Linked DNA regions of Homo sapiens: all the other regions are linked to region 3. Evidence: chromatin loops called from intact Hi-C (ENCODE). Cell type or tissue: sigmoid colon. All regions are shown on one strand. Region 1 has its middle 200 kb from the start of TFCP2L1. Region 2 overlaps GLI2 (GLI family zinc finger 2). Region 3 holds the start of LOC124907880 (a long non-coding RNA gene). Region 4 overlaps GLI2 (GLI family zinc finger 2).

Region 1 (2,500 bases), 210 kb before region 3:
TCTAGAGCCCTGCCTGATGGAGCCAGGACCAGCTTGCCTGGTGGATCTGTGCCCTGGGGACCCGCTTGGGCTCTAGCACAGCATGTGCTGTAGAGTCAAGCACACATGAGGTGGCCCCACTGCCCTGCAGACCACAGATGCAGCCCCAGCTCACCATTGACATCTGTCCCCAGTCAGACCTCTTTACGCAGCATTCTAGCCTCTCGTTCTCTGCCACACCCATTGCCCCACTCACCCCGCCCTCTCCACTCACTGGAGCTGCCCAGCATCCTCATCCCTCTTCTAAGCAACATGCCTTCCTCCCCATACCCAACATCTTTGCCTGGAATGAGTTTTCCTTGCCCAACTCTCTACCTATCCCTAAGGCCCAAGTAAGGGGAGAGGGAGAGGAAGTAGGGGGTAGGAGTGTTAGATTGTATTGATGACCTACGTTCTAGCCCCTCAAGAGGCACTTGACATCTGGTCCCTCAAGGACTCTACTCTGTGGGACATTCCTTGGCTAAACTTGTCTCCTAGACTAATTTCTCCCCCACACGCAGATCCACCAGTCAGGCTTCCCCCATTACCTCCAGGCACCCCTGGAGAAATTTGTCCCCACCCACCCACCACCAAGACTTGAGTCTTATTCACCAGTGATCAGTGACTCACTTTAAACCAGCGCTATCTGAGACGTAGGGCGCCAGCAATCGATGTCATTTTAAATTTTCTAGGAGCCATATTTTTAAAAGGAAAAAGAAACTGATTATTCAACAGAACATATCCAAAAATGATCATGTAGACGTGCGTTTAACATAAACACTTATTAATGTGGTCCTTTACTTGTATTTATACCGTCTTTGAAATGCAGTGCATATTTTACACTTTGAGCTTATCTCCATGTGAACTAGCCACTGTTGGCTGCACCTGGTCAGTGGCCACCGTCTGGAACAGTGCAGGTCTAGACTTTCTGTAATTCCCCTGGATACAGGGCACAGCGTTCACGTGGGAAGTCTCAGGTTCCTCCTCAGTGAAAGGGTGATGGCAGCGGTGCCTACATCATAGTGCTGTTTGGGGCAATATAAGTGTTCCATGAATGCTGGCTGTTGGTGGGCATGCGTGTCTGTATGCTCACACTGGGGTGTGCGTTAAGCATTGCCCTTGTCAGGTGAACTACTTTCAAATTGAATTTCCCTTGCTTACTCACTTAAGAAGAGAGTATTGCACATCTAGGACATGTCAGGTGCTATTCTACATGTTGGGTCACAGTGAACAAGATGGACACACTCTCTGCCAGGAGCGGGCGTAACACTGCAAGTTTGTAAGCCTAGAGATTCTGCTCAGCCCCCTCCCTGCACAGCTGCCCTCAGGGTTTCCAGAAATGCCCACCTAGGCCACCTCCTTTCTGGCTGTAATGTGGAGAAATGGACACTAGGTGGCGCTATTTGGCCACGTTCAGCTTTCAGCTCCTGGCTCTCTTCCGTCAGATCCCAGACCTTCAAACTTCCAGCTCCAGATTTCCCAAGACCACCAAGACTGAGACTCCAGACTCTCCCCAAACTCCTGTCTCCTAGACTCCTCATCTCCCAATTCTGCACCCCCACACCCTGTGACTTTCCATATGCTAGATTTCTAAGTCCTCAAACCATCCCAGAGTCCCAGACCCTTAAGACTGAATTCCAGAAAGCCCCAGACTCCATAACCTCCAAGCCTCCAAAACTCTCAGAACCAGATCCCCCAGGCCCCAACACCTCCAGCTTCCCAAACCCTAGTCCTTGGACCCCAAACCGTTTATCCCTCCTACCCTCCAGACCCTCAGACCCCTAGACTCTACAAACCCCTACAAACTGCCCTCAGTCTTCAGATCCTTCTAGACTCTTTACACTCCTAGGAACCATTACAGCCCCAAAGCCCCTCAATGTCCTAGACCCCTGGACTCTGCACACAGATACAGATCCTCAGGCATCAGGCCTTCCCAGACCCCTCAGATCCCCCAGATCCCCCCACCCCAAGATCCGGGACTCAAGACTCTCTCTACTTCCCAAAAGAGTAGAGCTTAGTGCGGGGACAGTGGGCGCTGATCACCCTCTGAAATGGAAAACAGGGCCCCTGCCTCCACTTGGCAAGGTCCCAAACACTGAAGCTCATGAATGCCACAGCTGTGAGGGACCCCTATCTTGCACGGATGAACAAATCCAGGCCCAGAGAGGGCAAAACTCTTGCTCAAAGCCCCCAGCATGTGAGTAGCTGAAATCCAGACCTGTGATTCCTGGGCTCACAGTAAATGCTCAACAAACGCTGGCCATAATCAGTGCATTGCTATTACCCACGCACTAAAGCACCTGTGGCCTAGCATCGGCCCAGCCTGATCTCTCGGAGGCCCGATGTGGGACCATTCTATCTTCCGGGGACTGAACGATCAGAACACCACCCAATTTAGCAACATCTGCAAATTTAATTAACAATCTGTTTATCTTCCTGGCTGAGCGATTAATAAAGGTGTCAGGCAGAACAAGGCCCTACA
Region 2 (2,500 bases), 70 kb after region 3:
AATAATGAGAACTCAGCCTGACACTAGAGGGGCTCCCCGGCAATTACATTCTAATTACTGTCTAATTACTGCCTAAGTCTGTCCTCTACTAATGTGACACATCAGGAAATTGCACCATGGTGGTTCATGATCCACTCATGGCTTGGAGAGGCAGGGTGTGGGGCGGAGGGATGGGGGGATGGTTCCCGCTGAAAACCCTGGGGCAGGCCAGACATACACAGAGGCCAGGCTTCCTGGAGCTCACAAGGCCTCAGAGCATGGGCAGAGGGGCAGCTTTAGGTGCCCCCACAGGCCAAGGATGGCCCTGACCCAGGGGAAGGAAAAGACCATGTGTGGCCCCAGGACCAGGGCCGCTCCACCAGCTCTTCCCTCCCTGTGCGCTTGGCTCCTCCCACTCCACCTAAGAGCTCTTCCTCCACCCCCAGCTGGCCCCTCCTCACAGAGGGAGGGCCTAGAGAGTCCCCGTCCAAGGGGCACAGGGTGGAGAGGCATCGTCCAGCTCAGAAGGCCACCTCCCCAAGGGGCCTGAAGGTTGACCTCAGATCTCCCTTTCCTGACATGAGCCACACATCCCAATAATGACCTCCCACTTAGAACCGCAGGAAAAATAAAAGTAAATACAGTAACAACCCCCCGCAGGCCCTCAGGTCCACTCGTAGAAGCACCAACTCCTAAGCCCCTCCGAGGGTCTTTCCATGTTCCTGGGCTCCGGCCCCAGCGTGGCCTGTGAACCAGCAGCCCCAGCATCATCTTGGCACCCAACAGAAATGCAGAAACTCAGCCAGCCCTGCCCCAACTTAATTGAATCGGGGTCTCCACCAAAACAAGCCCCCAACAACTGTGTATACATCAAAGTGTGAGGGGCGCTGCCCAAGCGCCCGCCGGAAGAAAAGGCGCATTCTCTTCCCTGCCTGCTCTCTGAGCTGTGCCTCAGCCCTGAGAGCAACAGGGCCTGACTAAATGCACTGGAACAAAAAGGGAGGAAAAGAAATCGAAGTCTCTCCATTCCTCCGAGACAGAAATAGTTCTGTGGCCTCCAGATGGACTGTGCAGACACAGCGGAGGTCTCGCCTTCCCGCCAAACTTTCCCAACGGGATGCTGGCACGGATGGCCCAGTAGAAACCAGAGAGTCTTTCTCTTTGGGGCAGTAAAATGAGAGGCTGTGGCTCGTGTAGTCTCTTTTGTTATAATTAAGTTGGCCAAAAATTCACCTAAGATAGTAAATCCCGAACCTGACCCTCTAATTAGAGCCAGAAGGCATCAGGAGACAATTACTTTCCAAAACAGTCCTTGGCGGGCAAGAGGCAAGAAGTTCTCTGGGCACATTTCAAATGTGCCAGCTGCACGCACCCCAGGGCTGCCTGGCAGCGACCATGCCCCTCCTCCCTCTCTCCCCTCCTCCCTCTCTCCCCTCCCAGTACTCAGGCCCCACCCACCGCTGTCTGAGGCAGCTCAGCCCCCTGGACTTGGGGTGGCCAGACCTCTTAGCAAACTCACAGGTGACCTTCATGGTGCCTGGGATTCCTGGGAGCAGAGGTGCCTTCCTCTTCGCCCTCCATAAACCCAGCATGCCTCCCTGACGACATGGGCCACCACTCTAATTAAATCCTAACGGGCTAATGAAAAACACCCCTGCTGCCCTCCAAGTGTGCGAAACAGAAAGTACCTCCTTGGGCAGCTACCGCTGCTGCTGCCGCTGCAGCCACCACCAAAGGAGAGGCCTTTTTACCCGGGTCGGGGAAGCCAGCGGCCTCCAGGATCCCACTTTTGGCTTCTTGCTTCTCGGAGGCAGTGGCTGAGGCAGACGTCTCCATCTCAGCCGCTCATCGTCCTGGGTGGCAATCCTAAAAGAGAAGACAAAGACACTCACCAACACTGAGCCCAAACCCAGCCGGGAAACGCCGACCCAGATTCACACCGCCGCTCGCTCCTAAAGCAACCAACTTCATTCTAATTCTCTTATAATTGGGAAGGAGGGTTTAATTAATTTTGAGAATTATTAGTCCTGGGATTCGTCTGGTCTTCTGAACGACCTCACGGACAACTGCAGGCCATTCTCATCATCTTTTACCCAGATTTTACAAAATCTAAGTAACAGGTTCCTACTGATATGAGTGGCGGGTAGCCTCTGATGAGGGAAATAAAGTCAGAAACAATGACCTCTGTCTGTGAATCATGGGGAAAATAAAAACAAATATAGTGACAATGACCTAGAGGTCCTCAAAGAAAGGCCCTCATTTTCAGGTGGCTTCCCTGCTCACCAGAACCTTTCACTTATTCATCTGCATGTTCGCTCACTCCTTCACCCATTCATTCAATAAATGTTCATCCTTTATTGACTCACACGCACTCAGTCAACATATTTTTAAGCCCCTAGTATGCATCAGGCATCATGCCTGGTGCGGAAGATACAATATGTGGAGTTTACATTCTCCTTGGGGGCAAACAAGGGGAAAATAAATGTAGATTTAATCTCAGTGAGTGGGAGGTGGCTCAGGA
Region 3 (2,500 bases):
TGTCTCCAGAAAGCAGCTAGAGCCATGTCCCCACACAACCACCTGGTCATGTCCTTCCCAGTGCACTGAGAGGATCCCAAATCTCATGACCTCCAATACGATGTGCCCGCCCCTGCACCTTGCTTCCTGCAAGGTCCAAGGGCAATGACCTTTCCCCTCTTCCTTGAGCTCCTCTTTCCCTCTCAGAAGATGCCACACGTTCTCCTTGCCTTGGCCTGGAAAGTCTCCCCACAAAATGCACAGAAGGGTCTTTCCAGGACACTGCTGCTGCATCCCTACCTGTTACCTGAGGGTTCCAGTCACCCGCCCCCTCTTCCCTCGACCATTTCTCTTCTAGCAAGTCACACTCTGACATGATTTGAGGTCACAATCACCATTTCCCAAAAGGCAGCTCCCAGGAAGGTCTCACCTCCTTACCTAACTTTGTTTCTGAATGGCAAAGGGAAAATGCAAGTGTCCCCAGGAGGGAGGGGGCCAGCTGCCCCTGCCTGTTCCTTCCCTGCAAGGCCTTAGGGGCAGCATCACCTCCCACTGGAAAAAGTCCTCCCACTTTTAGGACCTCTGGGGCCCAGAAGGCAGGGCTGGGTAAAGCCCTTTAGAAAGTCAAAAGAAGAAAGATTCGATAGATGTTGCAAAGAAAAAAGACGATGAAATAAAGTGTCTTCTAGATTTTGCCAAGCCTCCAGAACATTCCTGTTCGATATGATTTTGTTTCCTTCTCTCCTATACTTAACTTTCCCCAAATTCATTCCTCACGCGAAAACAGCATGGTCCCCCGGGAAGCTGTTTTAACACACACATGTTTTTCTAAGTAACCGTGAGCTGGGACTCGCAGACAATAAAGCTTCTTGTCTGGAGTCCTCCTTGCAGCTCAAACCGCGGGGAATTGAAGTGGCGAAGACTGAGCTCTCAGAAGCTCGGCTTTGCCGGATCTCAGAAGAAACTCTCAGTTCAGAGTTCTCACTGGTACCCCGAGAGTTCGAAGGGCTCGGAGTACATCCGTTGCGGGAGGCTGGGGGGGCAGGAAAGAACGCCTACGGCTGACAGTGTGAATCTTCCAGAGCCCCCAGTCCCTGGCACGCTCGCCTGGGTCCACGCAGGAGCCGCCTCACTTTCTTGCTCCATTTTCTCGGCAGTGCCTCCATGCCTCCCCACATTCCCTCTCTCTCCTCCCCTCCAGCTGTGTCCACCCAGTTCCTTCCTTTCCTCCCCCATCCTCCCTCCCTCCTTCCCTCCAGCTCCCCCCGCCTGAGGCCCAGCACAGCCTCCCTGCCTTGGCGCCTACTTATGCTTGCTGGCTTCAAACTTGGAGCGCAGCAGACAAGGGGAAGGGACGTGGGAGAAGGGCGCTGCAGGCCAGGCCTTCACACACAAGAGCGGCCTCATCAGCACTCCTTTCCAGGGAGCGTCTCCGGAAAAGCTGCCGTCCTCCTTCAACTTACCCAGCGTGCGGGGAGGGCGGAGGGACGCAGCACCCAGAGGGGCGGCGGTGCGGGGAGGGCACTGCCCAGCGGCGGCACTGCCCAGCGGCAGGAGAGGCGGTGGACCGCCGGGCTGGAGCGCAGGGAACATCAAGTGGCCGCCGAGGGAGGCGGGGCTGCATGAATCATTTATAACCGGCGGCGGCCAGGGTTTAGGAGCGCTCGCTGGCTGGCTGGCTAACGGAAAGGCTGGCTGGACTCGGGGATCCAGCCACACTGCTGGCGGGCAGCATGCTGTCCACCCTGCGGGTGCCTTTCTCAGACTAGGGCCCGCATGAATTCCGCCTCCCGGGAGAAGCTGACGTCGGCATGCCTTCCAGGGGCAGCGGCTGCCCTCCAGGGTCTGGAACTTGGGGGTCATGCTGCCTCCAACTCCTGACTCTGTGGCCCCAAGAGGAAGAGGAAGCTGGGTGGGATCTTAGGGGCCATGTGGACTAGGCAGCCCACTGGGTAAGAAGGGGAAATTGAGGCCCGGGAAGGGAGGGAGACTTGTCCAAGGCGCACAAGGCTGTGAAAGACATGACTGGCCCCCAGGCCACTGTGCACCTTCTGAGCCGGCTCCCTGCAGTTCCCTGAGGGCACTGAGAGCTGCAGAGCCTGGAAGTGGAGTCCCTGCGGGCAGTGCAGGTGAAGGTGGCTCCTCACACACAGGGGTCATGGGGGGATCTGAACCCACATCCCCAGCCAGCCTGAAATGTCACTCATCGAGTTTCAGTCTTTCGAATCAAGCTGTGGAAAATCACACCCACCCTCTTTTCCCTTCCGCAGGGAGTGGGCACGTGAAAAGTACTTTGGGACACGGAGTTCCAATCAAACAGAAGACTGGAACCTCAGCACCTCCAAAGCTCACGGACCCGCTGGTGAGGGCTGCCCGGACTGCTGATTCCACTCAGCCACTCACCACCCGCCCTGTCTGCCAGGTGCCATGTGCAAGGATGCTGCATTTTCTGCTAATGGGGGTGGGGGATGGCAGGAGACATAATGGGGTGGGGAGGGGTCATTGCTATTGTCGTCATCAC
Region 4 (2,500 bases), 67 kb before region 3:
GAGATGGGGCCACTGAGGCTTGTGGGGCTAAGCAAGCCCAAGGATGTGAAGAGTATAAGCAGCATAGGCAAGATGTGAGCCCCGGCCTCAACCCTGTTCTGTCTACATACTGGGGGTGTGGAGGGGAAATGTCCGACAGTGGGGACCCCGAGGGACAGGAGAGGAACCGAATAGTTCATCCCGATCCTGCCGCAGCCCCTCCCCCACTGCACGCCCACCTCGGCCTGCACATCAAGATTTGCTCCACTCCCTGGCCCCTCCTGCTCTCGGCTGACCACCACGGCTCTCTCCAAAACCCAGAGCCAGCAGCTCCTCTTGTGCGAGGGCTTTGGCGTTCAGTAAAGATCAAAGACCAGCCCGTCTTATCACACACGCTCCTCGTTAAACTTTTACAGGCCAGATTCCATTATAAATGAGCTGTCTGTCCCACGCAGCCCAGCGAGTGCATTCTTGGCTTTGGAATCTGAAGCTCTCAGAGCTGGGGAAGATTTTAGCAAGGGGTGGGGGGTCAAAATGCCCAGTAAGTAATCTATGCTGCTTACTAGGAGTGTGTCACTGGAAAGGCAGTCAGCCTCCCCATGCCTCGGTTTCCCCAATTATCAAGTGGGAGTGATTATTGGGGAGTGATAATCCCACCTTGCAGGGAGGGTGACATGACATAAGCCGGCGGCTGGGCACAGACTCCTGCTACTGCTCCTCTGCTGGTCTGACCCAAGTATCCCACAGCCCAGAGATGGGGAGGGGCCTGCCTGATGGGGTCTCAGGGCCGTTTACATCACAGTGAGCCAAGGCTCCACATCTAGTCGGTCTACCCTCAGACAGCCGTGGAAGGATGTGCTGCCCGACACATCGCCTGGACCCAGGGTTTCTGGGCTCCCTGTCTACCTGCTGTCCAGTTGCTCTGAAGAAGTGGTCAGCAACAGCCGGTTTTAAGGAAGAGCTCCCTGGAGATGGAGAGGCAGTGTGGACCCACGTGGAAAGGAAGGACAAGTTGCCTGGTGGGTGACGCTGGGCCCACCCAGCATCTCATCCCAGGGGGCAGGTGGACATGCCTTTCGGAAGTCTCCTCCTTCCTCTAGGCTCTGAAAAGAAACGAGCATGTTTGCAGAGGGAGGAGAAGGTTCTTCCCAAAAAACAAACAAAGCCAATCCTCTATGAATCGTGAACCTCGGGTGCTGTGCCAAGAATCAAGAAGAAAATATCTTTCTGCTCAACCCACCCGTCTCAGTGAATGACTGAGGACAGAGTCATAAAGGCCCGGGATGACACTGGTGAGTCACAGGCTGAGCAGGCTGCTGTGTTCATTAATCTCATGGTGAACGGTGCAGTCTTTATGGGACACTGACCTTGGAAAAAGCAATCTTCAAATCCCCCCAGACTGGAAAGTTCATGAGTTCGGCCCAGTGGCAGCAAAGAAACTACTCTCTTAAGTGAAGGCACACCGACACCCGGCTAAACATCCCCATTAACATGCAGTCTCGGGGACCAAGTGGGGCTTCAGACACTCTTAATGCTGTCTCCGGAGGCCCTGGGTAATATGCATTTTGCGTGACCAAGCATGCAGATGAAAGGGAGGTGAGGCCCCCATGCCCACCAGCTGGCGTTCACTCTATTGCCCTAACATACCTGGGCCTGGGTTGATAGCTACAACCCTGAGCCATCTGTGCCAGCAAGAGCCCCCTCGTCACTCCTCCAGGAAGGGTGGCCTTGGGCCGTGACTGCCAATGCAATGCAAACCAACTACAGCTCAGGATCAAGAGATCTGCAGGAAGCCATCAGCAGTGGTCAGGTCGGGGGTGGAGTCGTGGATGTCAGAGGTCAGATGGTGCCAGGCAGGAGGAGAAAGGAAGGCTGAGATACTGCAGCTGTTCCCACCCCATACACTCACTGCCTTTTGCAAGCTGAGAATATGAATAGGTTTAGGTCATATGAATAGGTTTAGGAGGGACTTGTCTGTGAATGGGTTATCACGAGGAACCAGGGGATTTTTAACAACCCGTGTTTTGGCGGCGAGGCGCTGTCAGTGATGAGTCCAGAAAGCCAACAAGCAGCTCTGGGGCTGCTTTCCCGGACGTCAAGCAAGCAGCGGCGCCTGCAGTGGTCCCCAAACTCTGGCCTATGGGCGCCTGTAAATAAGCAGATTTCCGGGCTTCACCCTAGTCTGAAAATCAACAAGAACTCCTGGGGCCAGGGCCTGAGAATGGGCATCTTTAAGACCCACCCTGTGTGTTCAGATCTGCAGCCAGGTTTGGGAACCTCTGCATGGGGCAGTTTCTGTACGCCCTTCTGGGCAGGAAGCAGCTGAAATTGGTCTTCTCTGAAGCCCCAGGGCAGGGCAGGGCAGGGCAGGGCAGGGCAGGGCAGGGCAGGGCAGGGCTGGAAAGGTCCTCAAAAGCAACATAGGGAGCTGAAGGTCCACCCCAGCCCCCCGAACCAGGAGCATGGACTTCTACATTCCTCTCCAGGACACAAGTTAACGCTGGCCCAGGGCAGGCCGGAC

The links. Peaks named below come from ENCODE experiments on the same cell type or tissue, not always from the same donor. Only the 100,000 strongest peaks of a DNase experiment are listed, where the experiment ranks them.
Region 1: it touches region 3 in a loop (4-fold over the local background); 8 of 110 quality-filtered maps call a loop at or near these places.
Region 2: a loop joins it to region 3, with 5 times the contacts of the local background. A loop is called at or near these places in 3 of 110 quality-filtered maps.
Region 4: a loop joins it to region 3, with 2.3 times the contacts of the local background. A loop is called at or near these places in 9 of 110 quality-filtered maps.

Annotation. Positions count from the first base shown.
Region 1 is chr2:121,079,263-121,081,762 of GRCh38, reverse strand. No RefSeq gene overlaps it. Among named protein-coding and RNA genes, the nearest start is that of TFCP2L1, 200 kb to the left of the region's middle. In sigmoid colon, a CTCF peak has its summit at 1,391 (motif pointing right); a DNase peak (open chromatin) is centred at 1,402.
Region 2 is chr2:120,796,636-120,799,135 of GRCh38, reverse strand. GLI2 (GLI family zinc finger 2) reads right to left here. Exons shown (of 14, transcript NM_001374353.1): 2 at 1,668-1,845. The coding sequence starts at 1,815. Among named protein-coding and RNA genes, the nearest start is that of GLI2, 62 kb to the right of the region's middle. In sigmoid colon, no CTCF peak of the experiment used is centred here; DNase peaks (open chromatin) are centred at 1,075 and 1,385; H3K4me3 peaks cover 1,132 bases.
Region 3 is chr2:120,866,541-120,869,040 of GRCh38, reverse strand. The region is part of intron 2 of GLI2 (GLI family zinc finger 2); the gene reads right to left. LOC124907880 (a long non-coding RNA gene) reads left to right here and starts at 1,639. Exons shown (of 2, transcript XR_007087220.1): 1 at 1,639-1,931; 2 at 2,250-2,500. In sigmoid colon, no CTCF peak of the experiment used is centred here; DNase peaks (open chromatin) are centred at 1,270, 1,600, 2,070 and 2,360; H3K4me3 peaks cover 1,704 bases; H3K27ac peaks cover 1,025 bases.
Region 4 is chr2:120,933,718-120,936,217 of GRCh38, reverse strand. The region is part of intron 3 of GLI2 (GLI family zinc finger 2); the gene reads right to left. Among named protein-coding and RNA genes, the nearest start is that of GLI2, 200 kb to the right of the region's middle. RefSeq lists an enhancer at 562-1,761. In sigmoid colon, no CTCF peak of the experiment used is centred here; a DNase peak (open chromatin) is centred at 1,275; H3K27ac peaks cover 358 bases.